Regions from separate parts of the Homo sapiens genome. Here all the other regions are linked to region 1. The links are chromatin contacts, found by Hi-C or POLR2A ChIA-PET in ENCODE. All regions are on one chromosome and are shown on one strand. The core of a region is the stretch at or near the end of the contact, and the rest is flanking DNA. Distances in the headings are between cores, read along the strand shown. Region 1 holds the start of UBAC1 (UBA domain containing 1). Region 2 holds the start of BRD3 (bromodomain containing 3). Region 3 holds the start of ARRDC1-AS1 (ARRDC1 antisense RNA 1). Region 4 holds the start of NSMF (NMDA receptor synaptonuclear signaling and neuronal migration factor). Region 5 holds the start of NOXA1 (NADPH oxidase activator 1).

Evidence for each region. Hi-C counts contacts between places; a loop is a spot of excess contacts on that map. ChIA-PET counts read pairs that join two places held with the same protein, here RNA polymerase II (POLR2A). Pooled maps may share reads with other maps.
Region 2: a loop to region 1 is called in a map of CD8-positive, alpha-beta T cell, with 10 times the contacts of the local background. The contact joins the promoter of BRD3 here to the promoter of UBAC1 in region 1. A Hi-C loop is called at or near these places in 3 of 168 maps with a recorded cell type or tissue (CD8-positive, alpha-beta T cell, gastrocnemius medialis and naive thymus-derived CD4-positive, alpha-beta T cell), 3 of 37 single-sample maps with no recorded cell type and 12 of 50 pooled maps.
Region 3: a loop to region 1 is called in a map of CD8-positive, alpha-beta T cell, with 26 times the contacts of the local background. The contact joins the promoter of ARRDC1-AS1 here to the promoter of UBAC1 in region 1. A Hi-C loop is called at or near these places in 2 of 168 maps with a recorded cell type or tissue (CD4-positive, alpha-beta T cell and CD8-positive, alpha-beta T cell) and 6 of 50 pooled maps. POLR2A ChIA-PET finds 5 or more read pairs at or near these places in 1 of 52 experiments (T-cell).
Region 4: a loop to region 1 is called in a pooled map, with 9 times the contacts of the local background. The contact joins the promoter of NSMF here to the promoter of UBAC1 in region 1. A Hi-C loop is called at or near these places in 5 of 50 pooled maps.
Region 5: a loop to region 1 is called in a map of CD8-positive, alpha-beta T cell, with 8 times the contacts of the local background. The contact joins the promoter of NOXA1 here to the promoter of UBAC1 in region 1. A Hi-C loop is called at or near these places in 1 of 168 maps with a recorded cell type or tissue (CD8-positive, alpha-beta T cell) and 1 of 50 pooled maps. POLR2A ChIA-PET finds 5 or more read pairs at or near these places in 1 of 52 experiments (AG04450).

Annotation. Positions count from the first base shown.
Region 1 is chr9:135,959,732-135,963,004 of GRCh38, reverse strand. It overlaps UBAC1 (UBA domain containing 1), which reads left to right and starts at 1,632. Exons shown (of 10, transcript NM_016172.3): 1 at 1,632-1,980. The coding sequence starts at 1,843. RefSeq lists silencers at 1,483-1,892, 1,903-2,022 and an enhancer at 1,512-2,012.
Region 2 is chr9:134,066,210-134,069,482 of GRCh38, reverse strand. It overlaps BRD3 (bromodomain containing 3), which reads left to right and starts at 1,457. Exons shown (of 12, transcript NM_007371.4): 1 at 1,457-1,538. RefSeq lists silencers at 852-1,581, 1,762-2,011.
Region 3 is chr9:137,617,212-137,620,484 of GRCh38, reverse strand. ARRDC1-AS1 (ARRDC1 antisense RNA 1) reads left to right here and starts at 1,590. Exons shown (of 3, transcript NR_122035.1): 1 at 1,590-1,954; 2 at 2,294-2,551. It overlaps EHMT1 (euchromatic histone lysine methyltransferase 1), which reads right to left and starts at 1,480. Exons shown (of 27, transcript NM_024757.5): 1 at 1,436-1,480. The coding sequence starts at 1,456. RefSeq lists enhancers at 354-1,072, 1,738-1,787 and a silencer at 1,398-1,697.
Region 4 is chr9:137,457,783-137,461,055 of GRCh38, reverse strand. It overlaps NSMF (NMDA receptor synaptonuclear signaling and neuronal migration factor), which reads left to right and starts at 1,722. Exons shown (of 16, transcript NM_001130969.3): 1 at 1,722-2,024; 2 at 2,507-2,568; 3 at 3,155-3,273. The coding sequence starts at 1,954. It overlaps PNPLA7 (patatin like domain 7, lysophospholipase), which reads left to right. Exons shown (of 35, transcript NM_001098537.3): 34 at 319-422; 35 at 580-1,104. The coding sequence ends at 663. RefSeq lists enhancers at 1-17, 2,841-3,273 and silencers at 1,492-1,841, 1,932-2,201.
Region 5 is chr9:137,421,915-137,425,187 of GRCh38, reverse strand. It overlaps NOXA1 (NADPH oxidase activator 1), which reads right to left and starts at 1,795. Exons shown (of 14, transcript NM_001256067.2): 1 at 1,482-1,795. The coding sequence starts at 1,658. It overlaps EXD3 (exonuclease 3'-5' domain containing 3), which reads left to right and starts at 2,026. Exons shown (of 22, transcript NM_017820.5): 1 at 2,026-2,074. RefSeq lists silencers at 1,565-2,124, 2,145-2,284, 2,295-2,434.

The DNA of each region.
Region 1 (3,273 bases), core at 383-2,882:
AGTCACCACCATTCATTCTGCCACCTGGTCACACCGTTAGTGGCTCTCACAGCAACGTCTTAATGCTCTGACCCGGCTCCTCCAAGCCCTCTAGCTTCCCCCACTCTCCACTCACCACCTTGGTGTTCCTCCCCTTTCTCCTCCACCAGCTTCCACGATACTACCACCACCTCCACTGCGGTCTCTAACAGTCGGTACTTCTGCTTCCTGCGTTAAAAATGCCCCATTCCAGGACTGTATCCTGGTGTCTGGTCTTAATCACTACCATATTTTCATTGAGTAGCAGAGGCTCCCACCTGTGAGAGGCAATTAGTAAGTGCTGAACTGGACACATGGAATCTGGACGAGGTTGGAATTATCACAGGAGAAAAATGAGGATGTGTGTGCAAAATGGTGTGGACAGAATAAAAGCCTGCAGGCAGGAGGCAGAGACAGCCTCCCCGGTTAGATTGCTAACCTCTGAGAACGGGAACTGTGCCTTATTCATCTCTGCGCAGTAAAGTTTTTTTAAATGAATGGGATGAATGAGTACAGATCAGTCAATGTGTCAGGTCTAACCTGAACTACAAAATTCATATTTAGGAGCATGGTAAGTAAGACGTTATCCAGGACTGTTGAGCTAGGTACAGAGACCACTGCCAAGGGGGCTTGCAGTGGGGAGAGAGGTCAGGCTCAACTCCCAATACAGCAAGGGCAAGTGGGTGGGGTCAGTGAATGGAAAATTAATAGGAGAAAACATCAGGGATGTGGGCGGTTCTGGCTAAACCGACCTGACAGGGTTCTTGCTGAAGAGAGGCTGGAGATATCAGACAGCACCTGGGGGACGAGGAACCTGACCAGACGTCCAGGGTGATCTGATATTGAGGCTGGGAGTTCTTGCTAAACTCACTTATCAAGGCTCTTCGCTAAAACTGGATTTTACAAGGAAGTGTACAGATGATGTAGAAGGTTCAGGAGCCTGCTTAAGTTTGGCCAAGCAAAGACTCTTTGTCACACCCCACAGAAAATGAGTCTGCCTGGCATCACCTGCACCAAGGGCGGCTTCCCTCCCCTCTGGGTGCCCCGCAAACCTAGGCTTCGCAGGAACAGTGACTCTCTGATCTGCGTGTGAATTAGAAAGACCTAGGCTTGTTAAAGCCAAGTTCTTTGGAGAGCCTCCGTTCTACAGCAGTGCAGTGCAAAAGAAATATCACAGCAGCCATGTAGGCAATTTAAAATTCTATCTTAAAAAGGTTAAAAGAAACAGGTGAAATTAATTTTAATGACATATTTTTCTTAACTCAATAGATACAAAATATTATTTCAACATGTAATCAATATGAAAACATTATCGAGATGCCTTACATTCCTTTTTCCCGTTACTTCTTTGGGATCCAGCGTGTATTTTACCTTTAGAACCCATGAGGTCCCACGTGGTGAGTGCCCCGGGTGGGAACCGCCTGCAGCTCGGGGAGGAACGAAGCTACCAGAGAACTACAGCTCCCGGCATGCTCCGGGCGCGCCCCGTGACGCACTTCCTTTGCGGTGGCCACAGCGCGCCCCCGGCGGCGGGAGCGAGGCGCCTGTCCGAGAACCACATCTCCCGGCATGCGCCAGACGCGCCCGTGACGCACTTCCGGTGCGGCCGCGACGGCGCGCCCCCGGCGGCTGCTGCGGCGGCGGGAGCGAGGCGACCGCTGAGGCCGCGGAGAGTGACGGCGGCCCGGCCGACGGGAGCCGGGGCGGGGCGGCGGCCCAGCGAAGGAGCGCGCGGGCGGTCTGGCCCCGCCCCCTCCCCGCCCGCCTTCCCGGTGACCTTCAGGGGCCCGGGTGGCGGGCGCAGGCCCCTGCGGCGGCGGCGGGATGTTCGTGCAGGAGGAGAAGATCTTCGCGGGCAAGGTGCTGCGGCTGCACATCTGCGCGTCCGACGGCGCCGAGTGGCTGGAGGAGGCCACCGAGGACACCTCGGTGGAGAAGCTCAAGGAGCGCTGCCTCAAGCACGTAAGGCCGGGCCCCCTCCCCTGCCCCCAACACCCGCTCCGGACCCCTCCGACTGCGGACCCCGCCTCAGTCCCCGAACCGCCCCGACCTGGGGTCCGCCGCCCAGTCCGCAGCTCCCAGGCCCTCTCCTCCGGGGGTGGAGGCAGCGCCTCCTGCCCGTTTGCCCGACTCTCCCCCTTTCGGATCCCACACCTCTGGACGCTCGTCCCGGGCCTGGCCTTTCGGCCGGCGGACTCCGGTCACTAAGCGCTCGCCCCGTGCCAGCCGCCCGGCCGAGCCCTGTACACGCCAGCCTCTCAGTTAACTCTGCAGCCACGCAGGGAGGTAGGGGCAGATCGGGAAACTGAGGCCTGGAGAGTGAAGTCGCCGACGGAGCAGGGCCTCGGGACTTTCCGGCAGTTGTACCTTTTTGCTGTTGGGGTGAGGTTTTTTTTCAGCAGCATCTTTGAGAGCTGAGAATTAACGTAGGCTCCTTCATGAAGAGGCCCCTTCTCCTTCCTCTTCCCCTTTCCCGCAGAGCCGGCTGCTTGGAGCTCTTTTCCTGGCTGGCCCCAGGCCACTGTGCCTTTTAGCTGGAGTCCCTGAAATAGTGCCGCTGCGGGACAAGGCCCTGCGCCCCTGCTTTTCTGCAGAGGTAAAATTGGTCAAGAGAGAAGTCCCAGGAGTAGGGTCTCCTCGCGGAGACACTTTTTAAAGTTTATTCACCTGAAATACTCCTGTGTATTTAGTTCCTTAGGTTGCTGATTTTTGGAACTAGTTCTCGAGTCTCTAAAGGACTCAGTAAGGTCAGCTAAGAAGCCTGTCTGTGTGTCAGACTGACCTCCTGTCTATACCTGACATGATCTGAGGGCTTGGCAGAATTTAGGTTGAAGGAGGCTGCAATTTTCTAGTGGCGACTCCATGTGATAAGTTACGACGTATCTGTGTTGACAGGTTGAGTGCGTTACACTTGAGCTGAGTGTGGTCTCTAAGGATAAACTTCAGTTCTTACCATAGTAGCTGCTCGCATACAGTACTTTCGAGTTGCTTTTGTGAGCATGGTTCTGTGGAGTTCTGGAACTGTCAGAGGCAAGCTTGGCAAGCCCCCTTCTGGAACGCACTGGCTGTGAATAACTGGGAGGTGCTGGCCTCAGGATTCACACCAAGGAGGGGGCTGAGCCTCCTGCGTTCAAGGGCCGGTATGTTTTGGCTGCTTTCTTGCTTTTCTTCTGCCCCAGTCTGCATGATTTTGCCGTCTGAACAACCATCGGGGCATCACTAAGCTCCAGCGCCGGTAACTCCGTGGGCATCCAG
Region 2 (3,273 bases), core at 208-2,707, 1.9 Mb after region 1:
TTGGAACACACCTGGGGACCCCAGGGGCTTGGGGTGGGTGCAGCCCACACAAGGAAACTCGACCTTGCAGTTGGCAGGTTCAGCAGGCACCAAGGAACCTCGTTTTGTTTTTGACGTTTTTATTGGGGTCTAATGTACACAACGTGTAACCACCTTAAGTTACAGCTGGATTAAAATTGATTTATGTGGCCGGGTGCGTTGGCTCACGCTTGTAATCCCAGCACTTTGGGAGTCCGCGGTGGGCGGATCATCTCACGTCAGGAGTTTGAGAACAGCCCAGTCAACACGGTGAAACCCCATCTCTACTAAAAAATACAAAAATTAGCCGGGCGTGGTGGCGGGTGCCTGTAATCTCAGCTACTCGGGAGGCTGAGCCAGGAGAATGGCTTGAACCCGGGAGGCGGACGTTGCAGTGAGCCGAGATCGAGCCACTCACTACACTACAGCACTCCAGCCTGGGTGACAAGAGCGAAACTAACGTCTCAAAAAAAAAAAAAAAAAACAAAAACCAAAAAAACAACAAAACCCCCCCCCCCACAACTTGATTTATGTGTAAACCCGAGTCGTCATCACCCAAAACAAGATGCAAAACGTGTCCACGGGCTGAACCTTTCAAGATACAGAAAAAGGGCCAGGGGTGGCCCTCTCCCGGAATCTCAGGCTGGGAACCTGGTATCTAGTTCCCGCCCCTCACTGGGCAGATGGGGAAACCGGGGCTTGGGGCGAGAAGGTCCCCAGGCAGAGCTGGGAGCACCCCTAACTCTTCGCCAGCTCTGGGGACTTGGCGCCCTCTCCAGCAACAGCGAACTTGGGCGCCCGCGCCCCAGCAAGTCGGGTGGGGGAGATGGTGACACGGAGGGCGCGGCAGAGCGCGGCTCCTCCCCGGGCGGGGCCGACCTGCCCGCGCGCACCGACGCCCCGCCCCCCGCCCCGCGCGCGCGCTCCCGCCAGGCTAATTAGGCGCGCGGTTTGTTTACAAACACGGGCTCCCGGCAGGTGCGCGCCGCCCCGCCCGTGCGCGGCCGGGGTTCGAGGGTGGCTCCCGCGGGCCTCGGGGTGCCCGGACGGGGGCTGCGGTGCTGGCTGCGTGCCCGCTTCTTCCATGCCGTCCTGGGGCACCGGAAAATCCGCCGCCAGGCGCTGTCCCCGACACGGGGTGAGGAGAGCCGTGCGGGCCCGGGCGGGGAACGGCCCACGGGGTCCCAGCGTTGTTGCCCTGCCGGGCGGGCGCCGAGCCCCGCCCCCGCGCGCCCCCCGGGCCAGGCCCGCTCTCGGCCGGGTCGGCGGGGCGGGCGGGGGCCCCCGGGGCGGGGCGCGGCGCCGGCGGGGCCGGGACATGTAGTCCGCGCGCCCGCGGCCTCCCCTGGGCGGCCCCGGCGCGGGCCCGGCCGCGGACTACGACTCCCGCCAGGCGCCGCGGCGCAGCGCATGAGCCCTGCTCGGCTCCGGCGCGTCTATTATGCTGCCGGGGCCGGCGAGCCAAAGAGGAGCCGGCCGCGCGGGCCGGGAGGGGACGGCCGCCGGAGCCGCGAGGCCAAGTACGCCTTTCTCTTGCTTCCTTGCGCGCGCGGGGCGGCGGGCGGCGCGGGCGGCGGCGGGCCGGGCTGGGCCGGGGAGCGCGGCCCCGAGCGCCCCGCGCAGTCCGCCGGCGCGTCCGGGTGAACCGGGCGCCCGGGGCCGCCGCCGCCGCCGCCGCCTTTGTGCGCGGCCACGATGCAACAAAGCGCGGCGGCCGCCCGGGGTCGCGGCGGCGGTGGCGGCGGCGGTGGCGCGGGCTCCGCTCCCCTCCTCCCGCTCCCGCTTGGCCGCCTCCGTCCCGGACTCGGGGCGTCGCTGCGGCCGGGGCGCGCAGCCCGGAGTTGGCGCGGCCCGCGCGCCCCGCGCCAGCCCGGCCTCCGCGCGCCCTCCCTCACGGAAGGGATTTTTTTCCCCCTTTCCTCCGCCCGCCATCTTTCGAAGGGGGAACCCAGGGAGGACGCGGAGGGGGAAGGTGCGCGCGGCGGCCCCGGCCTGCGGCCGTGCGCTCCGCGGGGCCACTTTCCCCGCGCCTGTTCCGCCGGCCTCGCTCCCGAGCCGTTGCTGGGGCCCGCGCCTGGGGACCGTCGCCGCGCGCCGCGGCCGGGGCGGGGGGCAAGGCCGGGCTCGGCCCTGGGCTCTGCGCGGCCTCCTCCCAGAGTTACGGGCCCAGAGCTGACTTTGAGCCCCCCTGAGTTGCCGGATTATTGCACCCAAACCAGGGGGAGACCCAGTTCCCGTTTTGAAATCAGCCTGAAAATCGCTTAATCCGGGCGAGGGCGAGTTGGAGCGGGAGGGACGGGGGTGCTTCCCCTCCTTCCCACTTTTGGGGGGCGCCGGAGTGACAACGTGATACAAGCCCATCCGGGGAGAAATGCGCACCCCGAACCGTGTACACCCACATGGCCCTGGTGGGCTCTCTGTGAATAAAGCTGGGGCGTGCGGGAAGTCTTATTCCACCGGTTGCTCGTTCGGGGGCAGGGCCGGGATGGGGGCTTCGCGCGGCCTCCTTTCCCTGGAGGGCGAGAACTCGGCCCGCCGAGACCCACCGGGGGCAGGGACCCGGCGTCCATCGTGTGGGTTCCTCCGTTCGACCCAATCCTTGAGTGGTTGCGATCTTTAATTTTGGTTGAAAGCTTTCTGCTCAGAAATAGATACTGGGATTTCTCCCCCTTACATTAAACTTGGTCATTGTCTGCAAAAGTTAACCAGGAGGGGAGACTGTAGTGCATTGGTGGGCAGAGTAATTGGGCTGGAACTGCAAGAGGCAGCTTCGTGTGTCCCGTCCTCCCCCGCCCTACCCTGTGAGAAGGAACAGAAGAGGAAAAGAGTTTTCTTTTTACCCTGCTCTTTTGTAGGCTTTTCCCCTTACTCTTTTCTTTAAAATGGAGGGTTTTTTTTTTTTCCTGGGTCCATGTAGTATGCCTGGGGAGATCCTGGAATCTATGCAAAGTTGTATGGCATTTTTCTGGGGAAAGTAGTTTGTTACTGGCTTCCAACGGGGTCTAAGGAAGGTCTGAACCCCTGCAAGGGGCTGGCCTCGGGGGTTAGGGAGCCCTCCCTCCGGGTTCTTCCCTGGCAGCCCTGATGCAGCCTCTCATTTGCAAATAAAGGTCTGTGTTTGCCGTTTTCTCTGTTGAGGCCTTGATGGGTGCTGGTGGTTACTGATCATGAAAGATAAGGCACACGCTGTAACAGGACGGGCTGCAGGCGAGCGAGGGGCATTTCTTTCTGACCTTCCGGGTAGCCTCAGAGGCC
Region 3 (3,273 bases), core at 341-2,840, 1.7 Mb before region 1:
GTGATCATGCCTCTGCATTCCAGCCTGAGTGACAAAGGGAGATCCTGTCTCAAAAAATAATAATAATAAATAATAATTTAAAAAAGGAAATAACAGCACCTGCTGCACAGGGTGAAGAAAACCGAGGGAGGCGCCTGATCTAAAGGTCTTGCACAGTGTGTGGGATCCAGTGGGTACTTCATAAATGATAGAATTCATCACTACACGTCTTCTCCCCTACAAGCCTAGAAGTGACTTGAAATTTTCTAATTTCGCTTTTTGTTCTCAGTGACTAATATTAATTCCTTGAATGCTGCAGATACTCAGCAAAAACTCCTTGCATTGAATTTAAGAATTCCCCTGCACCTTCCCAGTTTACTTATTTCAACACCCCCCAAAAATGCAGGAAAAAAATAAACAAAAAGGCCATACATTACCTGAGTTAAAATACAGTGTTAAGTCTATGCACCAGGATACTGTACGGCTTCTTACTACACCTTAACTTTCTAAGCTTTAGAAGTCTCAACTGTTACTAGACAGTTAATTTCAAAGAAATACTTCTACGCTGACAGTTTTCTCCAAACCGGTCCCTTATCTCAGCCCTAGGACCACACTATTTCTGCATCTCCACGGACACACCACCTCCTGCTTGCTTTTCCTTCAGAGGGACGCCAGTGGTCCACTCGCAAGACTTTAATCTCTACGCTGCTTCCTTTCCTAAGCAAGGAAACAAACTATCCTTGAGAATGAGCACGGGGAAGGCCGAGACCATTAACAAAAGAATGTGAACTTTTTACATCGAGAGCCCTTTAAAGCTGCTGGTTTGGAAATAAACTTGAGTCCGCAAGCTTCCCACCGAGCGTGCTTTCCTGCTTCTGACAGCCAGCAGGGCTGGAGCAGCATTGTCTGGGGAGAAACACGCCGGGACTGGCCAACTTTTCGTTAAAGATGGTGCCATCCTACTCAGAACAAAGTGAAAGGTCAACGAAGCGAAGGAAGAGCTCCGAGAGGAGGGACAGCCTCGCCTCGGCCGGCGCTCCAAAGTTGGCCGGCCCCGCTACTTTTCCTTTTGTCCTCCGCACCTCCCCGGCACCCTGGCCGAGGCCCTCCCCGCAGATCCGGCTTGCGGGCGGCGGCGGCGGCACGGGGTCCGTGGGGGGCGCGGGCACAGGTACGCGGTCGCCTCCCTCACCTGCGCCCCCGCCCGCTCCCCCAGCCGCCGCCCGGCCCGCGCCGCGCACAAAGCGCGCCCGGCGGGAGCGCGGGCCGGACGCCCGGCGGCCTCGGCCCGGCCTCGGCCTGAGGCGGCGGCAGCGGCGGCGGCGGCGGCGGGGGGACCCGGGGCCCCGCCCGCCCGCCGGCCGCCTGCCGCCGCCCCGCCCGGTTCTTCGCCCCCGCGCCGCCTCCGCCGCTGCCCGCCGCCCCCGCGCCGCCCCCCGCCGGCCCCGCTGCTCACCTCGGCATCGGCGGCGGCCATGGCCCGGGCCCGCAGCGTGGCCCCGCCCCTCCCGCGCGCCATCGCCCCGCCCGCGCCTCGCGGCCCAGAGTCGGGGCGGGGCCGATCGCCTACGTCTGCGCCTGCGCCTGCGCCCGCGCCTGCGCGTTGGAGCTCGACCGGTGCGGCGCCTGCGCACTGGAACCAGGCGTGCGGCGCCCCAGGCGCCGGGCCTGCGGCGGCCGGAACCGGAACGCGCGCCCGCGGGGTAGGAGACCTGGAGCTGGAGAACCCGCCCGCCAGAGTCGTAGTAGTGGATGGGGAGTAGCCGTCCCATTTTCAACACATGTCTCATTCTAAATTGACGTTTTGGTGGGCTGGCCGAAGAAGGAGAAAGACCCGCGGCTCCGACCTCTGACCTCTAACCCCGGACGCACTTTGATTTCGCCGGCTTGCGCGGAAGGCTGACTCCCTGGGCCGCGGCCTGGCGCGGGAGCCGCCTGTGGGGTGTCCCCGGCGCGGGAGGGTGCTCTGGTTCAGGCAGGTTCCCGTTGCGGCGGGGTTCCCTCGGTTGGGAGGAATGCCCCTGCCGAGGGTATGCTCCGGCTGGAGGGGGTGTCCCTAACGGCGGGAATACCTGGACTGGCTGGGGTGTCCCACTGGGGAGGGTTTCCCGGTGGGGAGGTGTCTGGCGGGGGAGCGGCTCCGGCTAAGCATGGGTGTTCTGCTAGGAGGATGTGTCTGGCTGGGGGCGGTGTCCCAATCGGGAGGGTTGCCCTGATGGGGGAGGTTCTACAGTTGTGGAGATGCCAACCTGGGGGGCGCTCCGGTTGGGGGGTGTGCCCTCTCTGGTTACCCCGCTCTCGCTGCCACTCATAGGCCCGCTGCCCAGGTATGCACAAGTCAAGGCCTTTTCTGCAGACCAAGTAGCCTTCCCTGGAGAGCGCCCCCAGCACCACGGAAACTACCTACATGCCCCGCGGTGGTCAGCCCGCCTTATCCCAGCCCCGAGACCCAAAACAAGAAGCATGGACTGAATTTGAGGTTTCTGGATGGTCGTGTGAACCGAGGGGACGGGTACTGGACTGACAAGAAATGAGCCTTGAAGGTCAATCTGGGTGACACCCGAGTCTCCTGGTGAGTCGGACTCCGGAGAATTATCTCAAGTCCAGCATAGACAGCGCACATAGACAGAAAAGGAAACGGACAATCCCAAGTGCCAAGGGAACCTTCCCAGGTTTCTTTAGGGCAGCTAAACTGCTCTGTCAAAGCCTAAGTCCATTTATGACAGGCCGAGCACCCTGAGCCCTCGCAGGAGACACGAGCGCCTTCATGGCCCTCCTGCCCCGCACCCACCTCTCCGCCACCCCTGCTGTCTGTCCCTTCCCTGAAACCTTTATTTCGAGTGTCTTTGTGGCTTCCCTCTTTACCATCCTTGAGTTGAAATATCACCTCTTAAGGGAAGCCTTCCCTCTCCTCCCTAGTTAAAATGATACTGCCCCCCCATACCTGTCTTCGTTGACTTACTTGGCTCCATCACAGTGTGTGTCATGTGACTCTCCCACATCCTGATTTGGAATATTGTCTCCCTACTAGAATGTAAGTCCATGGTGCCTAGAACAATACCTGGTGTACAGGAGACAAAATATTTGTTGACTGGGCCGGGTGCGGTGGCTCACGCCTGTAATCCCAGCACTTTGGGAGGCCGAGGTGGGCAGATCATGAGGTCAGGAGATGGAGACCAGCCTGGCTAACATGGTGAAACCCCATCTCTACTAAAAATACAAAAAATAGCCGGGAGTGGTGCTGGGCGCCTGTAGTCCCAGCTACTCGGGAGGCTGAGGCAGGAGAATGGCATG
Region 4 (3,273 bases), core at 473-2,972, 1.5 Mb before region 1:
AGGCAGCCCCTATCCACAGTTGCCAGGTCTGGGGTGCTGGAGCCCTCAGGGTGCTTGGCTGACAAGGGGAGGAGTGTCTGCCCGCTCCTTGTCCTTGTGGAAGACCCACGAAGTGATGTGCTGGGGCAAAGCTGGAGCCAGACAGAACCAGGGGTGGTGTGCAGGGCTGCCCTGGGACCAGGTGGCTGCGTGTAGGGCCCCGGGCCACCTTGGAGGCGGGGGTGGGCATCTGTGGCCGGTTCTGCCTCTGAGTGTGGCTATGCTGGGTACGGTCCCTTCCTTGGGAGGGGACTGACGCAGCCCTACCCTCGGTGCCAGACGAATCTGACTACCAGACGGAGTACGAGGAGGAGCTGCTGGACGTCCCCAGGGATGCATACGCAGACTTCCAGAGCACCTCAGCCCAGCAGGGCTCAGACTTGGTGAGGAGCTGGGCATGGTCCCACCTGGTGCCCACAGCTGAGCCTTGGTGCCTGGCCCTGTGCCGGCCACTCCCTCCCTGTGGTCCCACCGGGTTACCAGCGCTGCAGAGCCCCTGCCCTGCCTGGTCCTCACCTGGAACATGCGGTCTGCTTGCAGGAGGACGAGTCCTCACTGCGGCATCGACACCCCAGTCTGGCTTTCCCAAAACTGTCTGAGGGCTCCTCTGACCAGGACGGGTAGAGGCCTCTGCTAAAGAGCCCGGATGCAGCGTCTTCCGTGGGACTGTCCCCAAGGCTGAGGCTCCTGCCAAGTCCTAGGGGCCTCTGTACCTGCCCTGCTGGAAGCCCTGACTTCCCCGGGGCCCCAGGCTGTGTTAGGGTTCTCTGGGCCTCTTCTTTGTACCAGCAGCCCTGCATACAGGGCCCTGTGAGCCCCCCTGCAGTCCTGTGAGGCCCCTGAAGCTCTGTGAGGCCCCTGAAGCTCTGTGAACCCCCTGCAGCCCTGTGAGGCCCCCCGAAGCCCTGTGAGGCCCCCCGAAGCCCTGTGAACCACCTGCTGCCCTGTGAGGCCCCCAAAGCCCTGTGAACTGCCTGCTGTCCTGTGAACTGCCTGCTGCCCTGTGAGGTGTGGGAGCCCTGATGCTGCCGTGTGATGTTTCAATAAAGGTGGATCTCACTGTTGGACGTGTCTCCCGGGCCGAGGTCCCTGTGGCAAAGAAACACTACTGGTTCTCCCTGATGCGGGTGGTCCCTGAGGCTGGGCAGTCCCCAGTCCTCCTCAAAGGACCCCACTGCTGGGGCCTGAGAGCCCTAGGGCGGCAAATGCAGGCCAGGCAGGTAGGGCGTCCAGAGTCTGCATAGAGCTGTGGCCCCCCAGGACCAGGACGGGCCCCTCTGTCTCTCTCTGGCCTCGTGCAAACTGGGTGCCCCCTAAACTGGCTTCCCCTTCGGTTTCCAGTTCCCAAACTGCACAGGGAGCCCTTTTGTGTAAGGGGAGGGAGAACCGGCCTCCCTGTGATCCTGCAGGTCTGAGCAGCAGATCGTGAGGGCCGAGGGCCCAGGACTTTGCGACCAGGGGGCCGCTGGCCTCAGTTTCCCCGCTCTGGAGGCCTGGACGAGAGGGCGCGGAGCCAGGCCGCCCGGCCCCGCCCCCAACTCAACCCGGGCCCGGACGTCACGGTGGGCGGGGCCACATGTCCTCTCCGAGCTCTCCGGGGCCCTGACGTCACGGTAGGTGGGGCCGACCGCCCCTCTGGGCCCGCCCGGGCCCTGACGTCACGATGGGCGGGGCCGGCCCTCGGTTCGGGCAGCGCTCTCCCGGGAGCGGCGGCACGCGCGGAGCGCCGGGTGCGGCCATGCGGGGACCGGGCCCGACCCCGAGCCCGACCCCGAGCCCAAGCCCGAGCCGGAGCCCGAGCGAGACCCCGAGCCCGAGCCCGAGCGCGACCCCCGGTGCGGCGCGGCTACCCCGGCGGAGGCGGCGGGCGCGGGGCGCGCTCTGAGGCCCGGGGGATGCGCCGCCGCCTCGACCATGGGCGCCGCCGCCTCCAGGAGGAGGGCGCTGAGGAGCGAGGCCATGTCCTCGGTGGCGGCCAAAGTGCGGTGAGTGCGGCGGGGCCGCCTTCCCGCACCCCGCCCTGGACCTCCGACCCCGCCCGAGTCCGCCCCTGCCCCGCGGTGCTCCCCGGGCTCCCGGGCCCCGGCCTCTGCCACTGAGGCGCCCTCCCCGCGCCCCGCGCCTCCCTCTTCCTGGTCCCCTGCCCTGCTCTTCCCTCCCCTCCCCTCGCGAGCGCGTGGTGGGCGAGCGCACCCCCCAGGTCGGGAGTGGCCTCGGTTCCCCCGGGGAACAGCAGCCGACCGGCCTCGCGACCCCTCTCCACGGTCCGACGGGCAGGGGCCGGGCCTGCAGGCCTGGCCAGGGCGCACCAGGACCAAGGGTGTGTGGGCTCCCGGAGGGGGACGACCCCGACCCTCCTTCCAGACGCCGAGGGCCTGGCTGGGGACCGGACCCCCGGCTCTTGCGCGGCCCGGTGTTTGGGAGGGTCGTGCCGTGGCCTCTGACCGTGCCCTCTGTCCACCCTCAGAGCAGCCCGAGCGTTTGGAGAGTACCTGTCCCAGAGTCACCCTGAGAACCGCAACGGCGCAGGTAGGGGCACGCGAGGCCGTGCCAGGGCCGCCCAGACCCCCCAGCCCAAGGGATGCTGATCCCTGCCTCCGGGGGTGGAGCGTGAGGGGCATTGGTTGCGCGTGGGCCCGGCGCCCTGCCGGCCTGGCTTCCTTACATCCCCTGCCCTCCCTGCCCGAGCCCCAGGAGCAGTTCCCAGCCGCTCGTCACCATGGCACCCACCCCGCCTGGGCCGTTGGCATGGCAACAGGCCTCCTGGCTCCCCCAGGGCTGGCACCACTGCCTCTGGGGGCCAGCTGGTGGGGGGAGGGGGAAGTTGGCACCAGGCAAACGGTGCGATCGCAGGCTGGGGGATGGCCTGCGTGTTCCTACCCGGCAGGACCGCACACAGGTAGCACAGCGTCACCCAGCCCCCACGCACATGCTAGAGCTTCAGGCCCAGATAGGAGTGAGGGGCTCAGAAACACGCCAGTGACTAGGGTTTGGGCAGCCCTAGTCCCCCACAGAGGCCAGGTGCCCACTGGGTGTTCTCTGCCTTCGGCCTGCTATGAAACCGGCAGCGGGGGGCCCACACGCGGCAGGCAGGCTCACTCAGTGTCTCTCCTAGATCACCTGCTGGCTGATGCCTACTCTGGCCACGACGGGTCCCCCGAGATGCAGCCGGCCCCCCAGAACAAGCGCCGCCTGTCCCTCGTCTCCAACGGCTGCTACGAGGGCAGCCTCTCA
Region 5 (3,273 bases), core at 546-3,045, 1.5 Mb before region 1:
TCTTTCACAAATCTGGCTGAGTGGGGGCTTGTCGTTGAACCAAGTTCACACAGGTGTGAAGTGTGGCGGCTGAGCACAGGCACGCAGCCCTGATGTGGGGTGGCGGCTCAGGGCCAGCAGAACCCACCTGTCTGCCCCAAACGTCACGCAAGGCTCCTAACAAGAGACAGCAGTTCCAGCGACACCCTCTGCACCCTGGGCTGCCCCTCACGTGATCGGCTTTATGAATCATAGCTGTTCCATCTGCTTTCCTAAGTTCCCATATTCCTAACATGCATATGCTGTGGGTTAGTCGTATGACTTTCACTGCGTCCCCTCTCTGTAGTGAAACCAGGCACAAGAGCACAAGTGACTGGGTTAGCCCCGGACATAGGATTTGTTGCTGAACCACCTGGTGTCTAAAGATTACATTCCCTTTCTTGGATAACATTTTAAAATGAAATCATTGTGGGCCGGACAAGGTGGCTCACATGTGTAATCCCACCACTATGGGTGGCCGAGGAGGGTGGATCACCTGAGGTCAGGAGTTCAAGACCAGCCTGACCAACATGGTGAAACCCGTTTCTACTAAAAATACTAAATTAGCCAGGCGTGGTAGTGGGCGCCTGTACTCCCAGCAACTAGGGAGGCTGAGGCAGGAGAATTGCTTGAACCCGGGAGGCAGAGGTTGCAGTGAGCCAAGATTGGGCCACGGCACTCCATTCAGCCTGGGTGACAGAACGAGACTCCATCTTTGAAACAAACAAAAAAATGAAATCATTATGGAGGTGATTGTAAATTTGTACGCAGCTTTAAGACACAAGAGAGGGGGGTCTCATGCGCTTTGCCCAGTCTCCTCCAAGGGGGATATTTTGCCAGTCAGGGGCGTGGAGACCCTCCCACAGCGCGCAGTTCCCTCTCCTTTAAATCACTGCTGTCACCGAGCCTTCAGTAACCGTGGGCACCTGCCTGCTTCTGCGGGGTGCTTGGGACTGAGCGGGGGTGGGCAGCGCTGGCGTTTGGGATGCGCAGGAACAGGCGGCCCCGGAACGCGAGGGGGCACGAGAAGGGCACCGGGCTCCGTGCAGGGCCTCGGCCGCTGCACCCTGGCACCCTGGACTCCTGGCTGTTTCGGGGAGTGGGCTGGGGGAGGGCTGAGGGCTCTGAGGAGGAGACTGACCCGGTCTCCCGGCCATGACCACAGGCGCAACGCTTTCCCCTTAGGGCAGGGCGGTCCCTCGGGCCTGACCCAGCCCAGCAGCTTCCCCCTTCCCGGTGTGAGTCACCCTCGGGCCCCGGCCTCTCCCGGTGACCGCCGCGCCCCCCAGCGCGGCCTCGCTTAGCTCAGGTGCGGCCCCCCTGCTCGGCTCCCACCTGCCGGGGCGTTCGCTGGGTCGGGGGCGGCAGGGCGACCCCGTGACGGTCGGGGAGGGGCGCTGGGCCCTCCCCAGGGGCTCGAGGCGGAGGCGTCGCCCGCACCGGCCTCCCCACGCCCCGCTCACCCGCAGCGCGGCCTCGGGGTCCCCGGCCAGCAGGTGCACGCAGCCCGCGTTGAAGCACAGCCTGGCGGGCGGCGCCGGGACGCCCGAGAAGAGGTGCAAGGCGCGGGCCCAGTCCCCACGATCCACAGCCTGCGCGCCCAGGTGCCAGGCGCGCACCAGGTCCCCCAGAGAGGCCATGGCGGCCGGTGGCGGCGCTCGAGGAGGGGCCAGGATCCCGCGGAGGGGCCGGGGCCGGGGCCAGGCGGCGGCGCGGGGCTGCGGGGTCTCCGAGGCGGGCAGAGGTGCGGGCGCCAAGCGCCAGGTGCAACCCCGCTGCCCCGCGGCGCCCCCTGGCGGCAGGCGCCCGCCCCTCCCCGGTAAGGCCACGCCCCCGCCAGAAACGGCTACGCCCACTCCAGACCCTCAGGCCTCGCCCACCTCCCATTCGGCCCCCGCCCCGGCCGGACTTCCGCCGGGAGCTTTGTGCGCCCGGCTTCCTCGCCCCGCCCGCGCTGGCCTTGGTGCGCCGGATAAAGCCCTCCGGGCCAGCGGCTGCGGTCGGGCCAAGGTTCCGCGCCGGGCGTGGACGGTGTGGGGCGGTCCCGGCCCCGCAGGTGAGCGACCCCGGGCCGCGCGGGCCAGGTGGGCGGTCTGGGCGCCGGGGGCAGAGCGGGGCCGGGCCGGGTGCGCGTCCTGAGGTGAGGGCCGTAGCTGGGAGTGAGCCGGGGGCGGGCCGCCGGCTCTCCCGGGGTGGGGAAACTGAGGCCCCGATGGGGCGGGGAAGGTGCGTTCTCCCGCAGGGCCCCGCTCCGGAGGCCGCCGAGCAGCCGGACGCCGCGGGGAGCTGAGCCGACCCCGGCGACCCCGCCGCCCTGTCCCGCAGGGCCTGCCCTCCTCCGCGCCTTCCGAGCACGGACATCACAGGACCCGGAGGCCCTTCGCTCCCTCGCCGAGGAGGAGGCGCTCCCGGTGGGACGCGCGCGCGCCCGCCCTGCCCTCCCCGGGAGAAGGGACGGGCGCCTCCCTGCAGGGGCCCTGGCTTCCTGTCCACCGGCGCTGAGTCCTGTATTAGTTGTCAACCTAAAATAATTAAAAGGGTCAGAATGTGGTGCCCGGTGGGTTTATTCAGGCACAGAGGTCGAGGGCGGCCTGGGTCACCAGGTGCAACGGAGAACAAAACAGAGGCTCAGGTTTTTAAAGAAAACAGAGCCCATCGGAGAGCAGGTGGTTTCGAACGTTGCCCAGGAGCTCACTGGCTTGTAGAAATGGCATTGGTTCGCGATTGACCACGGCTTGGTGTCATCAGTGGATAGTTACTTGGCTCGAGGGGTAGTGAGGGGCTGCGGTTTCATTTGAAATGCTTTCTGGCACTTAACATCAAGCTTTCTGGGCCCACAGTTTAAAAGGGCTTTACATTCCTCAGATAAATGATTTTTTTCTTTCTCATTTGCCCCCCTTTTGATCAAAATCTTTCTTCTTGAAAGCATTGATTATCAAAATCTGAGGGTCAGAGTGTCCCCTCTTGCTGGGAAGGCTCATTCCCACATAGTCCTGTCCCATGCCAAGCAGGGAAGGAGGAGACATTTCAGGGAGTTTTTTTTTTTTTTTTTTTTTTAAGAACACCACAAACTGAATTGGAATGGCATTACAGGGTGGCAAACATGAGGTCTCAGTGAAGTCATTAATTTATACAACTGCTGTCACCTGTTGAATCATCTCTAGTTTTTAGAAACACCATTAATTTTAATTTTCTCAGAAGTAACACATAGGACTATAACCAATTTGTATGCCAGGATGAAAAAAACAAACCTGT